Regions from separate parts of the Homo sapiens genome. Here region 1 is linked to region 2. Evidence: read pairs that join two places in POLR2A ChIA-PET (ENCODE). Cell type or tissue: K562. All regions are shown on one strand. Links, peaks and the distances in the headings refer to the core of each region. The heading gives the core; the rest is flanking DNA.

Evidence for each region. ChIA-PET counts read pairs that join two places held together with the same protein. Peaks named below come from ENCODE experiments on the same cell type or tissue, not always from the same donor. Only the 100,000 strongest peaks of a DNase experiment are listed, where the experiment ranks them.
Region 1: POLR2A ChIA-PET joins it to region 2 with 6 read pairs; 4 of 35 experiments call an interaction of 5 or more read pairs at or near these places.

The regions. Positions count from the first base shown.
Region 1 is chr5:10,413,740-10,416,667 of GRCh38, reverse strand. MARCHF6 (membrane associated ring-CH-type finger 6) reads right to left here. Exons shown (of 26, transcript NM_005885.4): 20 at 2,166-2,235; 21 at 999-1,180. Among named protein-coding and RNA genes, the nearest start is that of MIR10397, 13 kb to the right of the region's middle. In K562, for the core only: no CTCF peak of the experiment used is centred there; no DNase peak of the experiment used is centred there.
Region 2 is chr5:10,506,461-10,509,388 of GRCh38, reverse strand. It overlaps LINC02213 (long intergenic non-protein coding RNA 2213), which reads left to right. Exons shown (of 3, transcript NR_134289.1): 2 at 2,814-2,920. Among named protein-coding and RNA genes, the nearest start is that of LINC02212, 5.2 kb to the right of the region's middle. In K562, for the core only: no CTCF peak of the experiment used is centred there; DNase peaks (open chromatin) are centred at 148 and 1,668; H3K27me3 peaks cover 309 bases.

The DNA of each region.
Region 1 (2,928 bases), core at 129-2,628, 93 kb after region 2:
AAAGTGGCCTTGGATCCTCATGACCTCTCTTTTACTTCAGGTGGCCTCAGAAAACACACCTGTTTCAACAAGAGACTAAATATGATGTGTATGGAAGACAAAATACTTGTTTCTCTATATGGCACTTTCTAATAATGTGGAAGACTATCAAATGAAAACTGGAATTAGCTGGATTCTGTATTTTAAATATGGTTGTCTCATTATCTTATGGATTAAATAGCAATTATACCCCTCCATAATATATAATGAATCTCTCACTATAAAAATGGATTTTATATTTTTCTTCAACATTAATATTAAATGGATATTAAACTTCTAATGAAATCAAAATCAAAATATAAATCGATAAAAAATTAAGAGTTGATTATACAAATGAAAAGGTGTAAGCAGTAACCTAAGCATAGTTACCAGTTGCAGCCAACATTACACACATACAGACATAAATCACTGCACTCAGATAATCATCTTACAGTATTTTTTTTATCCTACATTTGTGGGAGTCATATGTGTTACTGAGAGCAATAATGTTACAAAGTGTCCAGTAAGGCCCTTAAGTAAGTAATATAAGCATGTGTAGGTGTGTGCATGCACGTGTATAAAGAAAAACATGCTACTAAATGATCCAGTAAAAATATATTATATACATATACTTTTTAAAATACAGATGGGGTCTTGCTTTGTTGCCCAGGCTGGTCTCAAACTCCTGGGATCAAGCAATCCTCCTGCCTTAGCTTCCCATAGTACTGGGATTACAGGCATACGCCATTGTGCCCAACCTGTTTTTCTTTTAAACCTCATATATCTGAACGTAGGACTCTGAACAAGAATGAACCAGAAAGCCACTATCTTGAAAGAGTATTTCTTCTAATTCAAAAAATCAACTCTCTTGAAACAATATAGTAAGGAAATAAATGTGCCAAAAAAAAAAATTTAAGATGACTGGAAAAATATTCACTATTCCTAACATACAAGATCAGTCTTGTATTACACACACATACCATGAGAGACCACTCTTTAACCTTCTGGAAGATCACTCTGCGTCCCTGAGGCATCCATGCCACCATCACCGTCACAGCCCTTATGGTTAGCCAGCAAACATAGAGACCACAAGCAGCTGTGTAGAGCTCATGGATTTTGGCAGTCCCCGTCCAAAACGACATTAACCAACGGCCAGCAAATACTGAAAATAGAAAAGCTGATAAATGAGACATGTGGCTAGGTAAAGAGAATTGTCATCTTCATGTTGTTATGTTAGTATTTTCACATTAGGAAAAAGATATCACATTCGATATATCAATGTCTTCATCAAAAAAACAAAAGACAAAAATCACAATGTCTAAAGAGTACACAATTTGATGAAATCACAACCAAAACAAGGTAAGTTCAATGGAGGCGAGCTCTACTGGGACATACACTCTGATTTGTCATGCCAATTACTTATTCTTTTAGGTCTAAAAAAGCTTTTGAGGGAATTAATGTTTTCATTGTTTTTATCACCAAATGAAACTGTTATGCAAATAATAGGACAAAAGTGGGGAATTTCTTCTCTTATTTGTGATGTCAATACTTTTAATATGTAGAAACATTACAAATAATTTAGAGTAACTATCTTCCAATTGGCTCATTCATCAAGACAGAAAACTAAGCTTATTTTAATAAGGAGTGGGCAAAATAACATTTTAAAGCACAATAATCAAAGAATACCATATTAATTTTCTTAGAAAAAGTTAAGACTATCTGAATATGCTGGAATGTGAAAAATGGATTTGAGAGCAGTCTAAGGGAGTGCCTCATACAAAAAGTTGTTCGGAATAAACTCTATAGCATCCCACAACAATCACTTGGATAAGACCATTTACATAATTTAGTAACTTACTTTATATGATTACTTCTCAATAGGCTAGAGAGAACAGTAAGACCCAAATTTCCAGTATATTTTTTCCACAGATTGTCTTCCTAATATGGTACTATACTTTTTGAATTCCTAAGTAGAGCTATAGACCTAGCTGAGGTGGAAGGATTGCTTGAGCCCAGTAGTTCAAGGCTGCAGTAAGCTATGATCATACTACTACCCTCCAGACTGGGGAACAGAGCAAGACTCTGTCAAATAGCTAAATAAATAACCTTAATGATGCTATTAGCTGAAGGCTAGCACAAGCTCATACCTGGTAAAGTAAGGCAGATGAGGCTGGCAATCAGTAATGTTATACACATGAAGACAATCAACAGAAATATCTGCAAAGTAAAACATAAGGAGTGCATAAATAGAGAACACGTGCTCAATGTATTTTATCAAAGAATCAACACAATCTTCCCATTAAAAAGAAATCATCTATATTTGCGTTGCCAGGTTTCCTGCAATTTCACATAAAATTTTTATTTTCAGTAAAATTACCTATGATTTAGGCCAAAATGAAAATAAGTATCCATTCTCACATAATCAGATACATCCCACAAGTAAATGGCAAATGTTTTAATCAGAGAGCATAAAAAAAAAACATTCACCTTAAATTTTCCCTTGTTATTAAAACATTACAAATTAAAAACATTCACCTTTTAATCAAATAACAGTGCTATCCAATTAAAATGTTCTATAATGACAGAAATGTCTAGATCTGCACTGCTCAATGCAGTAGCCACTAGGCCACATGTGGCTACTGAGCATTTGATATGTGGTTAGTGTAAATGAGTAATGAAATTTTTAACTTTATTTAATTTTAATTAAATTGAAATGTAAATAGCCATATAAACTAGTGCTCCTGTACTGAGAAGCTGATATGGTGTGACTGTGTCCCCACTCAAATCTCACCTTGAATTGTAATAATCCCCAGGTGTCAAGGGAAGGGCCAGGTGGAGATAACTGAATCATGGGGCAGTTTCCCCCATACTGTTCTCCTGGTAGTGAATTAAGTCCCACCAGATCTGACG
Region 2 (2,928 bases), core at 133-2,632:
CAGTGCTCATCTCCGCCTCTGTCTGAATTCAACTCCTCCTACTCTAGCCTGGCTCTTCCACAAGCAAGGACCCTCCAGGGGAAGAATGTGCTGCTTCCTCTCAAGCCCAGAAATCCCAGGGAAGGGCTCTAATTGGCCCCAATAGGGTCAGGTGCCCAGCTCTGACCAATCAGTGGTGGCCACGTGGGGAGAGTCTGTTAGATCATGGCAGCTCTCTTTAGAGCCATGTGGTTATGGTGGGAAGAAGGAACATCTCCCAGAAGAAGGTTGACTATTACCCTCAGCAGACAAAAGAGTCAATGTCCGCCACATCCCTGCTCCAGCGATCTGGGGTGAGGGTCAATTAAGGAATGTGAGGAGTGCTATGACCACCAGATGCACAAGGGCCTCTGTTAACAGGGAAAGCTGAGTTCTTCTCTTTAACACTGGCCGCCACTGGTTCTCTTTCATCCGAGGTTTGACAATAAAACTGAATAGCGAAAGTAGAGGTGGAGAGCCAGTGTTGCAAGAGAGCCTTAGTGTGGTGGGGAATTCCAGCTGATAGGGAAAGAGAGAGAGAGAGAGAGAGAGAGAGAGAGAGAGAGAGAGAGAGTGTGTGTGTGTGTGTGTGTGTGTGTGTGTGTGTGTGTGTGTGTGTGTGTGTGTGTGTGTGTACAGGGGTACTGAAGAGCTTATTCTCCTTAAAAATCCCAGTTATCTGATATAAAGCATTTTTTCCCAAATTACATGAACTCAATGAATCATGAGCAAACAGACAAACTGAAATTGAGGTTCATTCTACAAAATGACCAGTAGTCACCAAAAGTGTTAAGGTCACGAAAGACAAAGACACTGAGGAACTGTCACAGGTTGGAGGAGATGAAGGAGACCAACAATAAAGGACGCTGGATTGTATCCTGGAATAGAAAAAGGATATTAGGGCCGGGCGTGGTGGCTCATGCCTGTAATCCCAACACTTTGGGAGGCCGAGGTGGGCGGATCACCTGAGGTCAGGAGTTTGAGACCAGCCTGGCCAACATGGTGAAACCCTGTCTCTACTAAAAATACAAAAATTAGCTGGCCATGGTGGTGCGGGCCTGTAGTCCCAGCTACTCAGGAGGCTGAGGCAGGAGAATCGCTTGAACCTGGGAAATGGAGGTTGCAGTGAGCCAAGGTCATTCCACTGCACTCCAGTGTGGGTGACAGAGTGAGACTCTTTCTCAGAAAAAAAAAAAAGAAAGAAAGAAAAGGATATTAGGTAGCATGCCAAAGGTCCCCACGACCACACTCAGGTTCAGTGAATCACCAGAAGGACTCACAGAACTTTAAAAAGCTGTCATGCTCACAGTTATGGTTTATTACAGTAAAGGATACAGATTAAAGTTAGCATGGAACAGGGCACAGAGGGCAGAATCCAGGAGAGACAAACACCAGTTTCTGGTTGTCTTCACCCAGAGAAACTGTACAGACAGCACTTAATTCTCCCAGCAGTGATGTGTGACAACACACAGAAAGTATTGCCAACCAAGGAGGCTCACTCAAAGCCTGGGGCTCAGGTTTTTTATTAGGGATCAGTTATAGAGGCATGGAACACCTCATAGCTGACCTTAGTTACTCAGTCTGCAGTTCCTCAAGAGGTCAAACGGATACAGCAAGATCCAAGACTCCCCACCATAAATCACGCTGTTATTACCGACTATCTGACAGGGCCCAAGGGCCCAAGTAAACAAAGACTGTCATCAGGCAGGATATTTCAAGGGCTTAGAGTTTGTCTCCCAGAAGGTAGTCAAGGGCCAGTCCTTTCTCTGGGAGATGCAGGGTTTGAACACCCCAAGCCTGCTGAGTTAATCCTTTACTTCACAGGGAGAAAACTAGTGTAATTCAGATAAGTCTGTAGCTTAGTTAATAGTCTTGTATCAAAGTTTTTCCCCTGGGTTTGAGCATTGTTCCATAGTTATATACATTTATAACATTATAGGTAGCTAGATAATGGATATATATGATTTGAGCATTGTTCCATAGTTATATACATTTATAACATTATAGGTAGCTAGATAATGGATATATATGAACTCTCTATACTATTTTTGTAAATTTCTCTAAGTCTAAAATTATATCAAAGTAAAATGTTAAAAATATTCATGGAAGGCTGGGCGTGGTGGCTCACGCCTGTAATCCCAGCACTTTGGGAGGCCGAGGCAGGCAGATCACCTGAGGTCAGAAGTTCGAGACCAGCCTGGCCAACATGGTGAAACCCCATCTCTACTTAAAATACAAAAATCAGCCGTGCGTGATGGCGGGTGCCTGTAATCCCAGATACTTGGGAGGCTGAGGCAGGAGAATCACTTGAATCTGGGAGGTGGAGGTTGCAGTGAGCCAAGGTCATGCCACTGCACTCCAGCCTGGGTGACAGAGACTCTGTAAAAAAAAAAAAAAAAAAAAAAAATCCATGGGAACATGGACAAGCAATGGAAGAAATAAGAAAATATATTATCTGTGTGTATCTGGCCCCCTCACCTCATTTGCTCATGGAGTGGAGCCCAATCAATGACTAATTCCAACTCAGGTGTTCACAGCAAAATTCATCACTTACTGCGCATCTGTTGTATGGATGAGGACTCTGATGGCTTCCTGGAGGAATTGCTAAATAAGCATTATCTTTTCAGAAATCAAATCACCAGATAATCTTTCTGATCCTCAGTTTCCCCTGTCTCACAAATGGGAATGAAAATTCTGATGAACTAATAAAGTAGGCTATCAATGGAAGATTGCTGTTAAGAATGTCTTTAGACTCAATTGTCATCCACACTAATACCTGCCTGTCATTCTGCCAGTGCGTTTCTCTTCTACAACTCTCTTTTTGGGGATGTCGCCAATAATCTATATTTCAACAAGATGGATAAAGCTGTGAAAAGGATCGGATTCTGCCCAGGACTTCAAGGTGACATA